3 separate regions of the Mus musculus genome follow, and regions 1 and 3 are each linked to region 2. A link is a loop called in an ENCODE intact Hi-C map of the cell type or tissue named here. Cell type or tissue: heart. All regions are shown on one strand. Links, peaks and the distances in the headings refer to the core of each region. The heading gives the core; the rest is flanking DNA.

What was found. Peaks named below come from ENCODE experiments on the same cell type or tissue, not always from the same donor. Only the 100,000 strongest peaks of a DNase experiment are listed, where the experiment ranks them.
Region 1: a loop joins it to region 2, with 9 times the contacts of the local background. A loop is called at or near these places in 34 of 42 quality-filtered maps.
Region 3: it touches region 2 in a loop (10-fold over the local background); 4 of 42 quality-filtered maps call a loop at or near these places.

The regions. Positions count from the first base shown.
Region 1 is chr10:22,773,581-22,781,474 of GRCm38, forward strand. No RefSeq gene overlaps it. Among named protein-coding and RNA genes, the nearest start is that of Gm10824, 36 kb to the right of the region's middle. In heart, for the core only: a CTCF peak has its summit at 4,512 (motif pointing right); no DNase peak of the experiment used is centred there.
Region 2 is chr10:23,077,727-23,085,620 of GRCm38, forward strand. No RefSeq gene overlaps it. Among named protein-coding and RNA genes, the nearest start is that of Gm35179, 79 kb to the left of the region's middle. In heart, for the core only: a CTCF peak has its summit at 3,749 (motif pointing left); a DNase peak (open chromatin) is centred at 3,745; H3K27ac peaks cover 322 bases.
Region 3 is chr10:22,614,523-22,622,416 of GRCm38, forward strand. No RefSeq gene overlaps it. Among named protein-coding and RNA genes, the nearest start is that of Gm40612, 5.0 kb to the left of the region's middle. In heart, for the core only: a CTCF peak has its summit at 4,507 (motif pointing right); no DNase peak of the experiment used is centred there.

The sequences.
Region 1 (7,894 bases), core at 3,034-5,533, 300 kb before region 2:
TAGAAGTTTTAGCTGATACAGAGAGACAAGGAAAAAAAAAAGCAATAAAGACAGACTGAAGTGAGTTTATTTTTATTTATTTATTTATTGGGTTGGTTTTTGCACATGATGGTATTATCTGGAAAACTCAACATAACTAAAATTTTTATTTAAATTTTTTTTTAAAAATTAAACTTAAAAATATCCACGAAGTAGATACTTCATTCTTCCTTAAAATAGGGAACAAAATACCCATGTAAGGAGTTACAGAGACAAAGTTTGGAGCTGAGCCAAAAGGATGGACCATCCAGAGACTCCCCCACCCGGGGATCCATCCCATAATCAGCCACCAAACGGAGACACTATGGCATATGCCAGCAAGATTTTGCTGAAAGGACCCTGATATAGCTGTCTCTTGTGAGGCTAGACCAGTGCCTGGCAAATACAGAAGTGGATGCTCACAGTCATCTATTGGATGGAACACAGGGCCCCCAATGGAAGAGATAGAGAAAGTACCCAAGGAGCTGAAGGGGTTTGCAACCCTATAGATGGAACAACAATATGAACTAACCAGTACCCCCAGAGCTCATGTCTCTAGCTGCATATGTAGCAGAAGATGGCCTAGTTGAACATCATTGGGAAGAGAGATCTCTTGGTCTTGCAAACTGTATATGCCCTAGTACAGGGGAACGCCAGAGCCAAGAAGTGGGAGTGGGTCGGTAGGGGAGCAGGGTTGGGGGAGGGTATAGGGGACTTTGGGATAGCATTTGAAATGTAAATGAAGAAAATATCTAACAAAAAAATTGAAAAAAAAAAGAGAAAGATTTTAAAAGTAAAAAAAAAAAAAATTCACAATGGAGCTGAAGAGATGACCCAGGGGCGAAGGGCTCTGGCTACTCTTAGAGAGGGCTAGGGTTCTATTTCTAGGACCTACTGAGCATCTATCTCTCTAACTCCAGCTGCATGGGTTCTAGCTTCTCCTGACTGCTTCAGGGATGGCATGTATGCAGTACATATACACACAAGTGAACACCCATATAAATAATAATTTTTAAAAATCCAAGGCAACTGATAAGAAACTAGTGAAGGAATGAGTTCTTGGTAGTAATCTCCCCCACTTGTTACTGACTTTGTGGCAGAAACTCTGCTCAGCACTTTATATTCACATCTCAACTAAGCTCTGCTGTCAGGCTTTCTCCACAGGAATGAGGAAACGGCTCTTGCTGAGAACAACTCTTGACTGGCAGGACCAGGTTTGAAACTTGTTTGGTCTGACTCATAGCTCATGCCAAGAAACACTGTTATCTTGTCTCCAAACAAATATTGACCTAAGATACTTTTTTCTTTTTCCAAAACAAAGATAAACAGTGACCAGGAAAGTTGTTCAGGGAGAAGGTGGCTTTCTTTGGTGGTGGGCATTGTTCAAATAGGGTATCGTCCGTCTTATTTAAAAGTCTATGTGCTTCAGGTGGACTAAATACATACACAAAGTAAACGAGAGTCTGCATCTTGAACAAGTCTGCAGAAGACAAAGGAAAGCCATCTTTGGGGCTGGAGAAATGGCTCAGCAATTAAATATGCTGGCTGTTCTTACAGAGGACCAGGCTCAGTTCTCAGCACCCATATAGCAGCCCCTAGCCTGTGACTGCAGTTTCAGGGAACCCAGCTCCATGGCCACTGCATTCTGCAGGCAAAACCCCCATACACATAAAATAAAAGTAAATTAATCTTTTTTTTTTAAAAAAGATAACTACCTTTAAAAGTCTGTCTTTCATTTGCTCTTTCTTTTAAAACACTATTTAGATTGCTTGTTACCTTTCTGTCAATATTATTCAGTTACAATATAATTGTAATTAATAATTAAAACTACCTTGATTGGATGGGTGTTATCATATTGCTGTGAAGAGGCACCATGACCATAGCAGCTCTTATAAAGGAAAACATTTAATTGAGGCTGGCTTAGAGTTTCAGACCTTTAGTCCGTTATCATCATGGCCTGAAGCATGATGGAATGCAGACAGACATGGTGCAGCAGCAGGAGACTCTGTGCCTTAACTGGGCATAGCTTGAGTTCTTCAAAGCCCATCCCCACAGGACACACTTCTTCCAGCAAGGCTGTACCTACTCCAACAAGGCCACACCCCTAAAAGTGCCACTCCCTGTGAGCTTATGAGGGCCATTTTCTTTTACTACCATGGGTGGCTTTTTGTGTTTCTCCTGCAAGAAGCTGTTAATGCTGCTTCCATTAGCAGCTGGTTCTGTTTGGATTGCTCGCAGCTGGTAGCTGAATACATAAAGACAGATTTTTGAACCATCTCTTAGGATGTGGGCATCGAATACCTTACTAGTATGCTCTAGTTTATTTTTAACTTCTGTTCTTTTGGTCCTGGAGACCCTTGGACTATCACAAAAGTTTTCTGAACATAAGGTCTTTACAACTTCCCTTCAGAAATGCTGGGAACAGCCTCACTTTCTCCTGCCCACCTCTGCTAATCTCTCTTACTCTGGAGGGTGCTGGGTGAGCCCAAGCATAGGAGGCTTATATATTAGGATGAGAGGAGACTTCAGAGGCCAATGAGCCCCCACTGCTTTCTTATGCGCTCCTTTCAGGACGCTGGCCCAGGATCTTGGCTATTTTCTTCTCAAACCCACAGACTCAGAAACAATGCAGAGCCCTGCAGCAGACAAAGGGGAATCGAGGAACAAGGCTGCCCCCGTGTGGTGTGAAATGTAAACAGGGAAACGTGAGAAATATGAAGTTGTAAAAGGTGAACTTCCATCAACTGTAATGTCATTTGCAAATTTTTTGTAATTGGTATCAGGCCCTAATAACTACAAAAATGCAAAATCCGTTTTAGATGACACCAGAAACTCATGGCACACCCATGAGGTATAGTAACCATAGAATAGCCTGAAATTCCAGGAAGAGAGTATAGTGGACAGGTGTCTTGTTCTACAGAAGCTAAGCCTCCAGTAGCCCCCCTGAGCTCTGCTCTGGTTTCAGTGTAGCAGACTGTGGACCGAGGTCTATTTTTGTTTACTTTTGTTACTTTTTGCTAGTTATGGTTTGAGATACAGTCTCACTACATGGCCCAGGTTGTTCTTAGACTCAGAGCTGCCTAAGCTTCCAGACAGCTGGGATTACCAAGGCACATCTGGTTTAAGCACAAAGTGGAGTCAAGAAAAATCCATTTCATAAACATATATCCTGGGTATGTAATGGTTCTAGCAAGTTAGCTCAGGGTAAGGAGCACACAATGGGAAAAAAAAAAAGCTTGCCAAAAAGTGTATGAGATAATATTTCCATCCCAGACTATTGCAGATAGCTGATAGAGTATACACATGAGTCTGCCCCCCTTCATTGGAATCTGTGAGGATGGGCAGAGGGCACCATACCAGTGGCTGCTCTCTGGTAAGCGAAAGGTTAGAGGTAAGCTCCTGTGTTCGACAGCTCAGCATCCCCATCCCCAAAGGATCCCAGTTACTTCAGTAGCTAAAAAGAGATGGAAAATAGACACTCCTTATTTTAGGTTTTTAAAAATATAAAATATAGAATAGTCAAAACCAACAAAACTGGTACCACAAACAAGGAAGAAAGGTTAGCCAGGAGGGCTCTGGGCTTGTGGCACTACCAGGAAACTAAATAATGCCTGGCTTCTGACCTATTTGGATTTAAAATCTATAGTTACCACCAAGGCACCACCTTGGTTACATTATTTAATGGCTTTAACCTTTAGTTTTTAATCCTGAACATGAAATCTCAATGCCTAGGTTGTGTCAAGGATTTCATCAGAGGACACAGGGCAATTAGCACTTGCCTAGCTCTTGCTCATAAATATTAGGCTAATTGAGTCACCCAGGAGCAGTAGTAACATGTGTATACCTAGACTCAGTGTGCCCACAACGAAGCTACTGAATTCACAGTGAAGAACTGCTCCCCTAAAATTTTAAGGTATTTCCAGGAGGGATTTTATGTACCTCGTAATAGTTGTTTACAGGCAGTACCTTAGTGGAGGTACCTGGAATTTAGAACATCAAAAAAACCCTACTTTCAGGATGGGAAGTCCAGCCAGAGATTGTTAATAGTGTGCTGGGTTTACAAAAATCTCATGGATCCAAGATTCACTCTTTCAGATGCATCACATGCTAGCTAGATGTCTTTGAACCTCAGTTTCCCTGCACAAGAATAATAGCTACAATTCATATACTGCTTACAAATATATCACATTGACTGTGATCCCAGGGATGTGGTATACGTAAATACCTATGTCAGAGAAAGCCTCAGTCAATACTTTTTTGTTCTCTTGAAAATCTTTGATGATGGTGGTGATGACAATGGAAACGTTCAAAGAAATCCTGAGATTTAGGAAGCTGATAGTGAGTTTATAGGGCCATTTGGCCTTCTGAGTAGAAAAATAAGGACCCAGGAAGACATATGTGGGAGTGGTCTCTTTACCAGAATGACAGATATTTCATTGCCTGCCCAAAGTGGGGCTGAATGTCCCGCAGCTTCGTGCTACACATGGTCAGTAGAGAGCGCCAGAGGGATGCAATAGGAGAGAGCTGCTTTCTAACAGGCCCACAAGCTTGTTTGCCAACCCTTTCAAGACAAGCTTGCTCAGAAGATGGGGCAGGCAGCAGCTATTAACAGCTAGAACAGCACTTTCATAGTGGGGCTTGCCAGCCAGCCATCTCCCCAGGAAGCTTTTCCGTAGTTTCTCAAGTGTGATGTAGGTGACTTTTCGTCTAACCCAGAGGGCAGATTCCCAGTATTTAGCAGCAGCAGTCTTTCCTACCCGCAGCTTCAGCCCACACTGCAGTGAAGTGTCTCCTGTCGGGGTACCAGTTCCAGCTGAAATTCTCAAGTTACCAGTTCCTGGTAGTGTGTGTCAGCTCTTACCATACATGAACCCTTTTGTCTGTCCAAATGACCTCAGAAGAGGTCTGGACCCAGGCTCTGGGGAGACAGATTCCCTTCCAAGGTTGTTCCCGCTAGAGGCATACTCGCTCAGCCCTATAGTGCTCCCTTTACAGCTAACCCTCGACCGGAGTTAAGTTTCTAAATGAAATTTTCTTGTTCAAACTGCTCTCTGGTAGGACAGGAGACTGTGAAAACCCAGCGAACTCTATTCCATGACAGAAGAATCATTCCTGGGACTGTATTTCCTCCACTGCCTACATCATCCTGGGACAATCTGGATGCTTATTGAAGATTTTTGTTCCTTTATATAAATCACATCCTTGCTATCGATCTATCCTTGGGTTGAGTGTAAAAACTGCTGAACAGTGGAACTGATAATGATGGGAGCCCACAAACGTTCTTCTGCAAGACTCTTGTGGTATTAGCTGGGTAATTGGGTTTCTGATTCCGGCTGAGCAGGAAAGAGTTCTTGGGAGAAATCGCATTTGCGTTGTACCTTCAAAAGAAAGGAACCTTGCAAAACTGCAATATAACTACAATCATGGGAACCCTCCAGGCAGAAGGAGAGGTGCAGACACACAGCCGTCCATTTGGGACAAACGTCTTGAGACAGCGATAGAGCCTGGAAGGTTTGAGTGCTGGGCACACAAGTACAGGAAGGCATGGAAGAATTCCATGAAGATTTGGCTTCTGTGTGGAATAGATTAAATTGGGACCTAAGCAAAGTCACTCATAAGAAAATTACTACAGTAACCATGATATAAGGAAATCCAAACCTACAATTGAAACATGGGAAGGGGAAAGGGAAAGAGAAAATCAGTACATAAAAACAATGTGTAGGAAGATCACAGTAGGCCCCAGGTGGGTGGCTGTGAGAGATGATCTTGACAAAGCTGGTGTGGCAACAGGAACAAAGAGTCATGGGGGAAAGTATTAACGTTGACTCTCTAGTCTGGGTGGAGCATACTATGATGAATGGAAAGTTCTGGGCTGGCAAGATGGCTCAGCAGGTAAAGGCTCTTGCCAACAAGCATGATGACCTGAGTTTAACCCCAGAGTGCCTATGGTGGAAGGAGAGAGCAGACTCTGAAAGCTGTGTGTTCGCACATATACACTGACACAGCATGAATAAATAAGTGGGGAAAGATTTAAAATAGAAAATAATTTATAGTCAGTATGAACCCCATGCTGATATAATCCAAGCTCTCTTTACTCCCAGTCTCCTGTCTCCTGTCTCCTGTTTCATCAGGGGAGTTTATCCTTAATCCCCTAAATGAATGTTTGTAAGCCCTACAAGTCCCATGCTAAGTCTGAGACACTATACAGTCCTCTAAGCCTCGGAGTAGTAATTCAGTAATGGGCGAGGAGAGTGGAAAGAGAAGATAGCTATATAAAAAAAATGTATCGGAAGACCGTTGTAGATGCCAGGTGGGTGGTTGTGAGAAGTGACCCAAACAAAGCTGGGTGTGCAGTGTGTGTGTGAACACTTGAAAAGCCCAGCTCCAGGCATCGTTAGACACTCTGCACTATATTGTTTGCTAAACCTCAGATCTGCTTGAAGAGGATCAAGAGCACATAATTGGCTTCCTTGGCTCTCTCTCCCTTTTCCTCTTCCTTTACCCCTATGTCTGCCAGTTTAAATAGGAAAGGATAGGTCCAGACCTATAGAGCAAGAACAAGATCGTACAAGAACTTATAATTTGGTTGCGTGATTGCTGGATCTGAAGTTACTCATAGCCATTTTAACTCTACAAAGCACTGTCATGTGTCTCTGGCAGATACAAGACATCACATTAGGAAACCACTTTAGTCAACACCTCCAAGATGCTCTGAGCATAGGTCTTGTTCCGGCATCTTCATCCCAACCTGCCACATAGAAAAAGACCTCTGTGATGCCCACAAAGGCCCTCCCCTTTGCAGGGACAACACTGTCACTCTCTGAGGACCCTCATTCATGTGACGGTGCTCTCTCTTTCTCCCCCTGTGATGAGGGTGGGTGACGCTCACAGTTCAGCCTCAGTCACATAGTGTCTTCTTTCAAAAGCCTCTCCTCAAACACTTCACATCCCCCACACTTTCCTATCCTTCTATATTCTGGATTAGAAAGGATGAAAGGGTTCAGTCAGTCTGGGGGCCACCTTCTTTTTAAGTACTTCATAAGGGACTGTGCTTTAAGTCCAGTATCTGTCATCTCCGCCTCGGCAGAAACTCCAGTATGAACATTCTTTGACATGAAGACTCCTTCAGTGATAAACTTTCAGAGTTCTTTGATGAAGCACAAAGGAAGTCAATGCTAAAACGTTGAATTAAAGTTTACATAAAATTTACTTATAAAAATGTGTATATTTAAATACCTAGAACTACATAATTTATGAAGTGTATTTGTGTGTGTCTGTGTTTTTATTCTAACTTTTTTTTTTTTTTTTTTGGCTTTTAGAGACAGGGTTTCTCTGTGTAACAGAGTCCTGGGTGTCCTGGATCCACTTCACAGACCAGGTTGGTCTCAGGCATCGACCTGCCTGTGCCTCTCAACTGCTGGGATTAAAGGGATGCGCCATCACTTACACTGATTCCAAGAAGATTTCAAAGCAGCCTTTAGAGGCTTGGTATATTGATTTCCTGCTAAAACAAACTTTGCTGCTCAGATGGACATAAGCCTGTTGTCTCGCAGTTCCAGAGGCTCTATCAAGTGTCTCTGGAATGATCCTCCTGGCAGCTCTAGGGAAGCAAACGTTTCCTCTGCTGGTCCTGAAGGCTGCCGGCATCGGTTTGGATGCCCCACGTTCCTCTGTAGTATGGCTTTTGTACCTTTCAGTGGCTGCTTGCACAAGCCACTCTCAGAACCATCAGAAAGGCTCTTAGCTGCCCTCTTCCGAGCGGAAGGGCCTCGGTGACTTTCCCTAGCCCCATCTGGATATTTTAAAGTTAGCTATGGCAGATGAGTAGGCTTAACTCCCTTCCATTGTGTATATCAGTCCAGGGTTAATCAGAGAA
Region 2 (7,894 bases), core at 2,675-5,174:
TTCAAGTTAAAAAGTCAGGCAGTAAGTTTATGGAACCTAGTTTGTGACGAAAACAAAACAAAACACAAAAAACAAAAACAAAAAAAAATACAAAAAAACCCAACAACCTTATTTTAAATTATTTAATGTATTTTGAAACTTGAGAGGTCTTTCTTTGAAAACTGAAATTTCTCCAACTCTGCATATTTGAGTTAACTATATGGGAGTTTTCAAAATTGTGTGGGAAAGACACACCAAACTGTATACTGCTTTTTAGGAAAAAGATTTGATTTTCCCACTTAAGAAGGATTTCTAATTATTATATAAACTCAGTGAAAAATAACGGGAATCATTACATACAATAGTAAGGTAGTTTTGCCCTCTCATCTCTTTCTAGGCTTTCCCTACACGTATCCTTCTATAAGTGCAGGGCACATCATCCACTTGGTTCTTTGTCTTTTTTTTTTTTTTCAGTAGTTATATATATAGTTTTGTAGAATATTGCCAATCTAAAGCTTGGTTGTTGCCTCTCCATTGTTATGTTCATGGAGGGCACATATAAACATGTACATGCACAGATGAACATACGTATCTGAGTATCAGAGTGTAGCGATAGGAGGACCAAGTGGTGCATCCGTTACTGGCTAGCCTTTGTTCTTCCAGGCCCTGAGCGTTTGCCTTGGAGATGCTGAGTCAGAGAATTAGACTCTTAGGAAAAACTACTTTTCATAATGGCTCCAGTGTTTATTAAAATCACCAATATGCACTCATTCAAGTTTCATAATGTCCTCAAGTAAAATTAGATAGTTCGTTGATTTCTAAATAGTTTTAGTTTGCTTACATTTCATAGTCGCACTGTTTGGTGATGAGGACGGATGCATTCACATGTTTATTTCCTAATATTCTTTGTCCTTTGTAAATGTGTTGGTTCCAGTGAAGAAAATACAATTCAGGTGGTTGGATGATAATCACGAAATGTGTTCTTGACTAGAAACTGAGCAAACTTCCAGTGTTCTTATAGTTTCTACCATGTTATCCTAAACACAGTTCTCCTTTGAAGTAGAAATTTTGATTAAATTGGCTTGTAGGCCACTGTGTATTGATGTGAGATGTCTTAGCTGTAATATTGTGGCATTATCTGTAGGAATTATGACTATGTTATTCTCAAATCTTTGAACAGATTTGGTTTATTTGGCTTTCCAAATTGTGCTGTGTTAATGACAAGCAGTCATAAGTACTTCAATTCAGTAGATTATCTTCTAAAATTTTGAAATCTCCTAAAGTTATTTTAAATGTTTTAAGACTTGAGAATTCTTTATAGCTAAAATCTCTGTAACTATCTGAATGATTTTGAGTGAATTGTGGTTTGCAATACATAGAATAATTTCTGAATATTGTATTAGCTTTTAAACTTGTTTTGAGGAGGAGGTAGAAGTAGTGGTTATGAATGGCCGAGAAGCACCTGAAAAAATGTTCAACATCCTTAGTCATCAGGGAAATGCAAATCAAAACAACCCTGAGATTCCACCTCACACCAGTCAGAATGGCTATGATCAAAAACTCAGGCGACAGCAGATGCTGGCGAGGATGTGGAGAAAGAGAAACACTCCTCCATTGCTGGTGGGATTGCAAGCTGGTACAAATACTCTGGAAATCAGTTTGGCGATTCCTCAGGAAATTGGACATAGTACTACTGGAAGACCCAGCAATACCTCTCCTGGGCATATACCCAGAAGATGTTCCAACCGGTAATAAGGACACATGCTCCATTATGTTCATAGCAGCCTTATTTATAGTAGCCAGAAGCTGGAAAGAACCCAGATGTCCCTCAACAGAGAAATGGATACAGAAAATGTGGTACATTTACACAATGGAGTACTACTCAACTATTAAAAACAATGAATTTATAAAATTCTTACACAAATGGATGTATCTGAAGGATATCATCCTGAGTGAGGCAACCCAGTCACAAAAGAACACACATGATATGCACTCACTTATAAGTGGATATTAGCCCAGAAACTTAGAATACTCAAGATACAATTTGCAAAACACATGAAATTGGAGAAGAAGGAAGACCAAAGTGTGGATACAGATAATCCAGAGATTGTTCCACTTGGGGATTCACGCCATAAACAACCACCAAACCCAGACACTAGGCAGATGCCAATAAGAGCCTGCTGACAGGAGCCTGATATAGCTGTCTTCTGCGAGGCTCTGCCAATGCCTGGCAAATACAGAAGTGGATGCTCACAGTCATCCATTGGATGGAGCACAAGGACCCACCCCAATTAAGGAGCCAGAGAAATATCCAGGGAGCTGAAGGGGACTGAAGCCCCACAGGAGGAACATCAATATGAACTAACTAGTACCCCCAGAGCTCCTTGGACCTATACCACCAATCAAAGAAAACACATGGTGGAACTTGTGGCTCTAGCTGCATATGTAGCAGAGGATGGCCTAGTTGGTCATCAATGGGAGGAGAGGCCCTTGGTCCTGTGAAGGCTCAATGCCCCAGTATAGGGGAATGCCAGGGCCAGGAATGGGAGTGGGTGGGTTCAGGAGCAGGGGATGGGGGGAGGGGATAGGGGGGTTTTGGAAGGGAAACTAGGAAAGGGAATAATATTTGAAATGTAAATAAAGAAAATATCTAATTTTAAAAATAAGAGGTAGTGGTTATAGCTTACCTTTCAGAGTGGGTTTTATGGACACAGGGCCTATTATGTTTCTGATAAGGTTTCAAGAGTGTTAGAAGAAAAATTAAGGTCGGTAATACTTTAATTGATGCCAGAGCATCAATCTTCCTTATCAATGCTGAGATATCAGGGAAAGTTAGATTTTCATAAATAAAAGAAGGAAAAAAGAGAAATAAATAAATAATTATTTTCATGTAACATGTTTTTGCTCTCTTTGTTCCAGGCCCCTGTGCCATCCTTCAAGCCATCTACCCCAAGTTCATATCCCCAGGCCCAGAGAGATACTCTGTAGCGACTTCTTGTTGCTGTGGCTTTTTGAGTTTCATTTACGTGAACCCTATTTAATTCTATTTTGCAAGACTGAGCGTGGCGTGTCCAGGTTTGGCTGAGGGGAGGGCTGGACTTCAGTGGAAGCTGACTTGGAGGATGCCTTCCCACGCGTGACACATGTTCCATCCCTTGATCAATCGTGACACACCCCGCCGGGGCTGTTCATGGGAACTGAGCTTCTAGGCTGCACACAGCCTCACACCTCAGTGGAACAACTACACACCAGTGGTCAAATGATGACATTACTCATAGCATATGAGAAACGCTCATAGATTCTTAGACAGTCTCTCACATATGCAGATGTACACACTCCATATTCGTATGCACACACAAATTAGTGTACTTATTTTTATGTAGAAACTGGAATTTCCTGCAAGGTTTTCTTCAGAAGTATTATTTGTCCGAGTTCTTGGAAACAATATCACCCTTATCTGGCAGATAGTGGCAGTAAACACCTCGGTTCCCAGCAGGGAAGTTGCTGCTGTACAAAGGGAACAGCCGTGTTCAAAGGCCCAAACATTTCCTCTTCTGGGTGTTCTGACTTCTATTGATCTTCGATTCAGAGTAAGTCAGAACTCAAACGGCTTGCATAAGTTCTAAATGAAATAAAACATCCGATAGAGAAAGCACGTCGTGGCTGTTCCACAGGAGAACATTTCCTAAAGTTATTTTAAGCGTTGATTTGGATACTGGGACTCATGCTCGCTTTGTTAACCTTAGACAGAACGCCCTCGCCCCCTTGTGTTCGTCTGCGGTATTGCCCGTGGGAAGACAAAACCAAAGTTTCCATGAAGGGTAGGAGAAAGGTGACTGAATCAAGATTCAGTGATCCACTTACTTCTAGGACAGTAGTGTGAGGTCTTCCTGTAAACCTATGTAAGGGACAGCTTTACATCACAGACCTTAGATTTGGTTGCCGCGATTTGCTTTGTTTTTCTTCAGTCCTGAGCCACCTTATATAGTCACTCCAAGGTTTGGACCTTTTGGCATCTCAAAGTCAGTGGCTACTGGTGAAGAAAAAAAAAATTATTCCGCTTCTGTGATATGTTTGGCATTGTTTTAAATGCCAAAAGAATCGGGGAAGGGGGCACTTATCTTTCTGTTACCTGTTCTGGAATCTTTGTTTGGCGGAGGAACCTCATCTTCCACGGGCTTAAGGTAAGAAACTGCTTCCTGTTCTTAGGCGATACCAGCCATATCTGGACTCTTCTAAGTTCTGAGCATCCTCAAAGTTGTCTTGAATGTATTCGATAGTCATTCTCTATGCGATTTCCACATAGCACCAACCAATTCCAGAAGCTATGGTCCGAATGTGCATCACATGTCACTTCAAGTGACTTCCATGTGGGCTGCTTGCTGCCAAAGGGCAGGCTGAGCAACCCATTGCTTTGGGCATGCGCGTTTCCACTTGGTCAGTGACTGACAGACTGACTAATCTTTCCCAGCATTGTTCAACCCCTTGGAACTGACGGCCCTGCTTTGTATGGGGGTCATAGCAGAAGCTTTTGGCTGGGGAAATGATTCATTGCATCAGCCAAGCACCCAAGAGGCATGGTGAGGACATTTGCAGCAGGAAGGAGAAAATGTCAAAGATAAGGATATACACACTGGGAAGATGCAGCATAATACCACAGGCAAGGTCCACTAACACAGATCAGCTCAATGGCACGGCTATGGGACCAACACAGGACGCAGTCTCTAGTGTTGCCACAAGCCATGTGTGCCTGGTTTGTATTACCTGGTTCCTGTGCTTGGCACTATAATATGGCTGGACTGGACAGTCCTCAAAGGAGTTAGAGGGATTCTTTGTGTTTCTTTGTTTCTTTTGTCACTTTATTGTCTGACTGCAGCCCCCCTTGCAGCTCCTTCCCCTTCCCTTTCTCCTCTGTGAAGGAGGTCAGCCCCACCCCCAGAATCAGCCCACCCTTGCACATCAGTTACTTCATGACCAGGCTCATCCTCTCCCACTGAGGCCAGACAAGGTGGCTCAGCTAGGGGAACAGAATCCACAGGCAGGCAACAGAGTCAGGAATAGACCTTGCTTCATTTATTGGGGGACCTGCATGAAGGTCAAGCTGCACATCTGCTACCTCTCTCTCTCTCTCTCTCTCTCTCTCTCTCTCTCTCTCTCTCTCTCTCTGTGTGTGTGTGTGTGTGTGTGTGTGTGTGTGTGTGTGTATGTGTGTAGTAGGTCCAGCCCATGCTTGCTCTTGTGGTTCAGTCTCTGGGAGCTCCAAAAGTCCAGGTTAGTTGTCTATTGGTCTTCTTGTGGAGTTCCTATCATCTCCGGTTTCCTCAATCCTTCTCCCAACTAATCCACAAGACTCCCTGAGCTCCATATAATGCTTGGTTATGGGGCTCGGCTTCTGTTTCATTGGCTGCTGGGTGGAGCCTCTCAGAGGCCAGTTATACTAGGCTCCCATCTGCAAGCATAACAGAGTATCATTGATGGCATCAGGGTTTGGTTCTCACCCATAGGATGAATCTCAAGTTGGACCAGTCATTGTTGGCCATTCCCTCAGTTTCTGCTCCATCTTTGTCCCTGCGCATCTTCTAGGCAGGGCACTTTTTGAGTCAAAGGTTTTATGTGTGAGTTGATGACTTTATCCCTCCATAGGGAGTCCTGCCTGGCTAAAGGAGGTGGTCACCTCAGGCTCCATATCTCCCATTGCTAGGAGTCTTAGCTAGAGCCACCTCATAGACTCCTGGGAGCCCCCCCCCCCCATCTCAGGTCTCTGGCATGTCCTAGAGATGGCCCCTGCCCCAGGAGTTAGAGTTAAGAGTTTTTGTTTTTTTATTTTACGTATATGAGAACACTGTACCTGTCTTCAGACACACCAGAAAAGGACAGCAGAATTTATAGATGGCTGTGAGCCACCATGTGGTTGTTGGGAATTGAACTCAGGACCTCTGAGCCATCTTTCCAGACTGGAGTTAGAGTTTTTAAAGTTATCATTGATGCAGAATTCCAAATTTGAAACAAAGTAATTCAGGACTTGAAAAAAAAAGTGTCTTAATGACTGCAAATCTAGAAGGAAGTCAGAGGCAGGGCTCCACAGGCCATTGTCTGTTAGTTCTTGCTGCTTCTGCTGTATGGCAACTGACATGTTGCAAATGAAAATGAGGTCTTCAAATCTAGTCAGCTAAAGCCCCAAAGCCCCAGAGCTCTGGGGTAAAGGACGCAGTTGTCTCATGAAACCGAGGCTGCTCTCTTTGTGTAACACCCTCTTCCCTTTTGTATCCTACACATAGACACACAATAGCTACACCTCTCAGGACTGTGGCACTGCTTAAACATCTGAGATGAGAAGGGTATATGATCATGTCCACCGTGTCCTCTGAAGCTCCTGTTTGTACCTTCACTGTGGAATTTCCTCCAGAGGGCTTTGTTAGCTGTGTTCATTTTACGTCCGTTCCCCTTGGCCTTCAATACAGTGAGTGTCTTCTCCTTTGTGTGTCCTTAGCATTTAGGGTCAGACCTGTTTCAAAAGGTATTTCAGAAGATGAGTGGAGAAATTAAGGAACAGCAAAAACAGATTTCAGCAAGTAAACGCTGGATAAACTGGGGCCACACCCCCTTCTATATACGCTAACTAGGTGACTACAAGTTTCATTTTGGCATGGACTGTCAGGGACTTCAATACATTAAAAATAAATATAAAAAGCCCCCTTTCAAGTATTAGGTAACAAAGAAAATGGAATTTAGAAGAGGGATCCATGAGTCATAAAATTAAGTCACACTCTTCAAGTTTGTCCACAGCCTGAAGATTTCACAGAAAATCTGTGTTCAGTACTAAGAAGGCTAGCCAGTTTCTGATGTCAGGTTATGTAGGTGAGTAAGATAGAAATAGATTCTATTTCATGCTTTTTAGGAAATCTTTTCCTTTCCTCACCATTACTTGAAGAAAAAAAAGCTGCCCCAACATGCACAGACTCCAGTCCATATTTTCAACAGGGAACAAGTGTATTCATTGCTATATAAGAAAATCTAATAAAATAACTTATCTGTTATCTTCTAGTGTATGTATATGCTTACACATGTTTAGAAGCACCCATGTGGTATGGGTGTGTGCACATGTATGTGTGCATGAACATGTGTGTGTTGTATGTACATACATATTTGCAGGTGAATGTGTGTTTTATTATGGTGTATGTGTGAACATACATGAGTGTATGTGAATGTGTGTGTAATATATATATATACATATATATATTTGCAGATGCAAGTGTGTATCATATGCTGTGTGTAAATGTATGTGTGCAAGTGAATGTGTATGCTGTGCATATTGTATGTGTTTGTACATACATGAGTGCATGTGAATCCATGTGCCATGTGTGGGAATGTGGTGTGTGCACACATACATGAGTGCAGGCACAGGCATGTATGTATAAAAGCAAAATGAGATTTCATAAACTTAAGACTGTGCATCTGAAGAAATGAGTAGGTTTGAAAGGACCTTTTCAGAATTGTAGAAAGTACTTATGAAATATATTTCTGATAAGTGATAATCCTCTGGCACACATGAGAAACATCTGTTAGAATTAAATAACAGCAATAATAGAGGCAATCCAATCAAATATGGAGAAAAAGTTTGAAAGCATATTTCTCAAAGAAGACAACTGGCCACAGGTGTCAGTGGAAAGATGCTTAGCATCCTACTAGAGAATTACAGGTCAAAAGCATGATAAGTTCTCACCTCATTAAGACAGCCACTGTCAAAACCCAGAAACTAACAAATGTGTTCAAAGATGCAGAGGACCTGAGATCTCTGTGTCCAGCTGTACACGAACTGTGCAATGGCACAGCTGTGATGCACGGGAAGTGGCATTGTGGCTCCTCCAAAATTACAGATGCATCTAGGACATGTGGAGCCAGGAGCCACACAGTG
Region 3 (7,894 bases), core at 3,034-5,533, 460 kb before region 2:
AGTGTGACTGGAGTCCTTATCAGAAGAAAAAGGACATAGTCCCATTGGTCTTCCTAGGCCAGGTGACGGGTAAGGCCAAGGAAACCGAAGATTGCTAGCAAACATGGAAGCCAGAAAAGGCTCTTGCCTGCAGCCTTCACCTTCATTCTTAGACCTCCAGCCATTTAAAGTATCCGGGTTATGTACTGTGTTCTGAGGACGTGAATCCATGCTGGCCTCCCTGTCATCTCTGTCTTCTACTCAACCCATCAAAACCCATGCACCTAGACTCCGGTAGAACAAAGCCAGGAGGAGTCTTGCGTTCCCAGTCCCAGGCCACTGCAGGTTCCTGGCTGATTATCTGTATCCCCAGGGCAGGGCACCTCAAACCTCGTCTGTGAGCATGTGTAGGTAGAGTGGGTGTGGAGGGGCAAGCGGGTTGAGGATAGGGGTGGACGGTGCAGAGTCTGTATCTGCAAATTATCCAGGGCAAAAAAAAAAAAAAAACCAAAAAACTGTGACTGGGTGAGTCTTCATATTCCATTTTATCCCCATCTCCAAAATGCACTGAATCTCACATATCTGATACTGCTATTCATACAAGAAGGGCTTTAAATGAGAGATGAGCATACGTAGTAACTCCTTCAGCCTCTACAAGAGCTAGGACGGGGGTAGCACTTCATTCCCTGGCCCAGAGGACAGCACTGTCCTCCCTCAGACACAGGGCCTATCTAAGAGCATTGCTGCTTTTCAGTTTGTCTCCATTAGTGACCTTAAGTTCCTTCCTGGGTTCCCAGCAGGGAGGTTTCACGTGGTCCCACCGAGTAGAGGAATCCACAGTCTGCCATGCCCCCGATGCCTGTGGGCTGACTGCGGTAAACATTTGCAGAGGCAGAGGGGAGTTCTTTAGGTGATTGCTGTGTCGCAGCCCTTTGCAGACTTTGCTGCCTTTGTCCTTCGTACACACTACTGCCTCAGATCCCCACAGTCCAGCTGTGACCAGCTGTCACCTTATGCCAAATGTGCAGAAGGCGTGACAATGCAGACTATCTTATATCTGCTCAGGAACCAGGCCTGGCTTCATGCTGGCTTCACTACCAGACTCCCTGCCCTGTCGGCCAGGCCAGCTCACTCCGCTGGGATCTGCAGCAGCCCTCTGGGGAACAGTCTTTGCTTGGAATTCTCAGTGTCTCTTGATCGTAGACAGACCTGTCTCACCATCACTGTTGAGGTTTTTATGTGCTCCGTGGAGCTGCAGTGCCACCAGTCCAGAAAGGATGGTGGCCTTTGGTGCCAGTTAGACAACAGTGTGCACTGTTCTTCAAAGGAGAGCAATTTAATCTGGCATCGTAATACTTGTGAGACATTGCTATATCCGATGTGTCCACTTAACCTGAGGCTGGTGGAATCAACTATCTATCATCTATCCTCTCTCTCTCTCTCTCTCTCTCTCTCTCAACTTTATTTGTTAGAGCAGTTTTAGGTTCCCAATAAAACTGAACAGAAAATTCAAAGACTTCTTGTTTATACCCCCACATGCAATCTCTCTCACTATTAGCACCCTGTATCAGAATGGCATGTTTGTTACATTAGCTAAACCTGCATCAAAATATCCATGACATTAGATGGATCCATGGGGCTGGGGGGGGGGGGGCAGGGGGAAGCTGGGCCAGGGTAAAAATCATCATCATCACCACCACCACCACCACCATCATCATCATCACACGTCTTCCATTAGAGTTTCACATTCAACACCTACCATTCTCCCAGAATCCTTCATGCTCTGCTCATTTACCTTTCTCCCTCCCTATAACACCCAACAACTCCTGAACCCTTTGCCGCCCCTTACTTTCCATCTGTGCTAGAGTGTTACAGATTTTGATTCACATAGTTACAGATTTTGAATCATACACATGACGAGTACATCCATGTAAATGAGCCTTTTCAGTCGGGATCCGTGGCTCCGGCTGCTTCTTAACATACTTCAGTGTGAGTCGGAGGTTGGGCCTGCCTGCTCCTCCGGCAAACCGGCAAACTTGAGTCCGCAAGCTTGTTTCATGGGAAGTCCCATCCCTCCTTCCCACCCAGCATCAATCTACTTTAGAACAAGAACTCAGAAATGAGAGGGCATCACAGAGTACAACTGTGTATTTATTTAAATTTAATACAAGCCCTAGCATTTCCTAGGGGGGAAAGTGAGTATTATCCACTGGATATGTGGCACATGTTCTATACAAGTTGAATCTATAATTCTTTTTTTTGTTTGTTTGTTTTTGGGGTTTTTTTTTGTTTTTGTTTTTCGAGACAGGGTTTCTCTGTGTAGCCCTGGCTGTTGTGGAACTCATTCTGTAGACCAGGCTGGCCTCGTTCTCAGAAATCCGCCTGCCTCTGCTTCCCAAGTACTGGGATTAAAGGCATGAGCTACCACTGCCTGGCTTATAATTCATATTTTAATGAACACACTTAAATAACATATATATTATGCAGTACTTTGCCAGGGGGAACAGACGTTGGACTACTTCATTTATAATCTAGAGTCTGTCATGATGCTCAGGAGGCAAAGGTGTTGGCCATCAAGCCAGTGGACCCCAGCTTTATGCTGGGAACCCACATGAAGTTTCCTACGCAAGCCTTACAAAATAGATAAATGTTTATTTAAAAAATGTTCTTTAATTTTCTTTTAAGATAACAGCTTTAAAATGCCTGAAAATGCACAGAGTTTTTAAGGATTCTTTCATAGTGTTCACGCATGTTAGGACTATCTAGAAGCAACTGAGCGAAGGACCTGAGCTCACTCCATCTCCCGTACAATGCCCTAACCAGGATGTAACAGCAGGATGCTCTCAGTCCGCAGATAACCCAGGAAATGTTCACCCTGGTCGCTACCATAAGACAATCAGGGTGAGAAGCATTTAACAGAGATTTGGGTGACGACCGAAAAAACTTCTCTTGAAGTAGTTACCCTGCAAAATGTACTCATTCATTAATTTCCTGAGCCAAAGGCAACTATGGACATGTTCTATATTTTTAATTGCCTTCCGTGGTGTTTAAATGTTCCATAGCATAGAGAGAAAAGCAAAAAGGGAACACCTTCAAGGGAGCAGGAAAGAGAAATCAGATTCACGAGGGTTCGGTTTACCTTTGTCCTCGTCTTGGATAGGTGAAGTGAGACCGATGCTTGCCCGACCCCAGAACAGTGGCCCACGAGGACAGTGGTGTGAGTGGTTTATGCTTCTGTGTTTTTTGGATAACTAAAGTCAAAGCACTTAACCAGATGTAAGGGCACGGGACTGAAGTCCCAGCATTTGGGAGGTTGAGGTGGGAAGGTCAGGAGTTCAAAGCCATCTTCCTTGGCTAAACAGTGAGTGTGAAGCCAGCCAGGCTGCCGAGGACCTCCATTCTTTCACAGTTTGTGGAAAGGAGATGTTCAGAAAGCAAGAAAAATGACTGTTTGTATCTGTCCAGCCCATGAGTGGTGAGCAGGATTCTGGAGGTAAGGAGGATATTGAAGGTTTCCCAACAATCTGAGAACAGATTGTAGGACATTATTTTCCCCCACTTGCCTGAGATAATACAGACCTATTTTCCCCACTTGGCTTCTATTCTGCCGTAAACACCTTAAAGCAAGATGGATGATGTGATAAAGCATTTCAGCCAGTTCATGCCCAAGGCCTTAAATACTGTATTGCCACGTAGAAAGAATTTACTGTGAAGTGCAAGGTAGCCAGCACAAGGGATGGGACTCACAATGGTCTCGTGAACATGTGCTGCTGTAGAGACTCTACAGTCTTCAATTTATCGGGAGCCAGCCCAGGCTACCAACACATTTAAGTCTTAAGACTTAATGTTTCTTTGCAGATAGTTTCTCATGCCCAAGGTAGGCTCGAGTGGTGTATTCTGAAACTTACATTCTATCTCAAGTCTCCGTAAAAGCCAAAATAAAATTTCTGCAAACATTTAAAATCATAACACTAAGGAAGCTATATGGAACTAAAAAACAAAGTGTCCTTATGAAATAGTGTTTGGAACCTAGAGAGCTATGGAAAGTTGTTTGTTGGATATGTTATGAGAAGATAAAGAAACCCAGATCAAAGACTTGTCTCTGTAATTCACATTTAGAAAGGAAGAGAAGGCAAGGGATTGGTGCAGAGATAGAAGCCAGAAAAGTCTCTTTTATTCTGGTCTCACCCTTTGCTTTGCACCAGGCTCAGTGTAGGCATATGGCAAGTATTTGGATGGGTGGATGGAAAGATGGTGGATGGATGGATGGGTGGATGGATGGATGGATGGATGGACTGATTTCCAAATGAATAACAACTTCTCTTTTCTCTAGGTTCAAAGACACCTAGACAGGCTCAGAGGCAGCACAGGCAGAGAACTAATGGGTCTCACAGAAGTTACACGCAGTTGGAGGATGATGAAAGCAGATCAAGTTCAAGTGGGACCCTCTGTCCATTCCTCTAGTATTACCCCATTCTCTTCTCTGTCCTTGCAACTGGAAACCTGCCCTTCCCTTACTATATCAACAGGGGGCAGCAGAGAAGAGGAAATGTAGGCTCCTGGCCCTGTGAGCTAAGGCTCTCTGCCCCCAGCCTCCAAGCCACACAAACATCTCAAAGCAGTTTTCCTCACCTATGTACTTTTAAAGGTTAGGTGGGAGGAATTTAAAGTGTGCTTGTTCACGGCAAACTCTTGTTAGTTTCTCTCCACTGTGTTGGTCACCAAACTGCTGCCACATGCTCGTTTAAATGGATAAACAGGCAAGTAGATTAGACCCAAGTGTCTTTTTAAAGGTTCTGAGAGTAGAATATAATAGGAAGAATCCCTTAATCATTTGGATTATAATCAAGATTCCCCAATACGCTGTTATTATAGTTGTTGTGTGTAAGGTACTAGAGGTTTCACAAATGCTATGTGAGTGCTCTACCACTGAGCCAAATCCCTAGCAACTCTGTCCTCTTTTTATCTGTTAAGAATTTCTGCTAACATCTTGAGGGACGGGAGCTCTTCAGAACACATCAGAACTGTCATTTCAGCAGATCCATTCCTGACTTTATAGTAAAGTTAATTATCTCAGCCTTACAGTACCTTCTCTATCAACAAGGGCAGGACTGGATCACTGGCCAGTGTCATTAATGAGGATAAACTATCTAAAGACGGAGTTTGGGAAATGTTACCTTAGACCTGCCATTTCTCTTCCTGATAGCTGTCACCAAGTCTGGGATGGAAGACCAGCCCCCATACTTTCCCTTGGGAGTTACTATTTTTGCTGGGTGTGTGGCTTTCTGGAATGTTGAATTGTAAAACTCTGATGAACCTTAGCTTATTGGGGACCCCCGAGGGAACAACGTGGAGCCAGGGATCGATAAAAAAGAAAGAGGAATTTATTGTGTTGTTCCAGCATGCTGGGGCCATCATCCTGCACGGGAAGGAGGGGTAGCGACCCCTGGCAGCCTGTTTGTTGAGTTTTTATACAGTTTCCAGGGGCGCAATAGAGCATCAGCAACTAGGCACCCTATGATTGGAGGTACAGTGCACCATTTAAACTGATTGGTCTTTAGGGAATGAGGTAGTAGGGGCTTAATTAGCCTCTTTCTTCCAGCCTACATGCTCTCTGTCCTGTCTCTTCTAGGAGGGGAGGGGTATGATGGAATTTTCCAACGTCTCTGAGAGCCAACCTCTTTCAACCAATAGTTCAGACTATTGTAAAGCCTGGAGATTTAGGGACCTTGTTGGTTTCTCTCCACTGTACTGGTCACCACACTGCTGCCACATGTTCGTTAAACCTTGTTGATTAAGAGACAGTAGAGTTTGAATGGACAAATGGGCAAGCAGATTAGGCATCATGGCTGGATTCTCATCTACTGGCTGCTGTTGCTGTCACCACCCATCCTCCAGGGGAGGGAGAGAGACAAATAGTGTTTATGTACCACGTTCACAATTTTAAGATGACTTCCAATCCTCCATCTGATTTTTATCTTAAGTAAAATTTTTTGAGAGAATGCATATTAGGAAATCTTTACACTCTGGATAACATTTGCCAAAAAGAACTGTGGCTTTACAGACGATCACCCAACTATTAATCAAGGGAAAAAGAAAGGATAGAGACTTGTAAAGCACCTGGAGAGTTCAGGAGAATCAGGTGCTAGGGGCTAGAAAGAAACAAAACAAAACAAACAAAAACAAAACAACAACAACAAAAAAACAAACCCATCTTCTGCCAAGTTCCTCAATTCCTCCAACCCTCTTTACATGAATTATTAATATAATGTAAACAGTGAATTAATCCCACAGTTGTATTTTTTTTATATTAGGGTAGTTCCCAATAATTACACAGGGAAACCAAAATTTATTTAAAATTGTACCTCAATAGGTGAGCAGTTAAATGATTTACCTCAGCCTCCTATGCTAATCTGCCTACCCCCCCCCCCCCACACACACACACAGCCCCATCTCATGATATTGCATATTATTATTGATCTGGTTCTTTGGGCTTCAGGTGTGTTTTCATGATCTTTCTCTGGACTTCCTCCAGCTCCCACTGCTCCATCTTCCTGGCTGATCCAAATCTCCCTCTCTCCCTCTCTCCCTCTCTCCCTCTCTCCCTCTCTCCCTCTCTCCCTCTCTCCCTCTCTCCCTCTCTCCCTCTCTCCCTCTCTCCCTCTCTCCCTCTCTCTCTCCCTCTCTCCCTCTCTCCCTCCCTCTCTCCCTCCTCCCTCTCTCCCTCCCTCTCTCCTTCTCTCTCTCCCTCTCTCCCTCTCTCTCTCCCTCTCTCCCTCTGGTTAGCAGACATCCCTCACTATTCTCCATTCTGTCCAGCCATTGTGTGATCAGTATTTATTGACAAGGCAGAGAATAAATAGTAAGAATTATTTACACAAACTTGAGATAGGAGATTATACAAGGGCAGAGAAATCAGCAATTGAGTCACACAAGGGTAAACTTTACACAGTACACAAAAATCATTACGCCTGCACACCTGTTTTCCACCAGTTGTTAGGAATAGCTATGTAGCTTCCGCTCAACTCGAGCCCCGAGCTACCTTGCCAGCAGAGTCTTGCCCAACACCCGCAAGGACCCACACGGGACTCCCCATGGGATCCTAAGACCTCTGGTGAGTGGAACACAGCGCCTGCCCCAATCCAATCACGCGGAACCTAAGACTGCAGTACATAGGGAAGGAGGCTACCCGGGCCTGATCTGGGGCACAAGCCCCTTCCGCTCGACTTGAGCCCCGGGCTACCTTGCCAGCAGAGTCTTGCCCAACACCCGCAAGGGCCCACACGGGACTCCCCACGGGATCCTAAGACCTCTGGTGAGTGGAACACAGCGCCTGCCCCAATCCAATCTTGCAGAACCTGAGACTACGGTACATAGGGAAGCAGGCTACCCGGGCTTGATCTGGGGCACAAACCCCTTCCACTCCACTCGAGCCCCGAGCTACCTTGCCAGTGGAGTCGCCTGACACCCGCAAGGGCCCACACAGGATTCCACACGAGATCCTAAGACCTCTAGTGAGTGGAACACAACTTCTGCCAGGAGTCTGGTTCGAACACCAGATATCTGGGTACCTGCCCTGCAAGAAGAGAGCTTGCCTGCAGAGAATACTCTGCCCACTGAAACTAAGGAGAGTGCTACCCTCCAGGTCTGCTTATAGAGGCTAACAGAGTCACCTGAAGAACAAGCTCTTAACAGTGACAACTAAAACAGCTAGCTTCAGAGATTACCAGATGGTGAAAGGCAAACGTAAGAATCCTACTAACAGAAATCAAGACCACTCACCATCATCAGAACGCAGCACTCCCACCCCACCTAGTCCTGGGCACCCCAACACAACCGAAAATCTAGACACAGATTTAAAAACATTTCTCATGATGATGATAGAGGACATCAAGAAGGACTTTCATAAGTCACT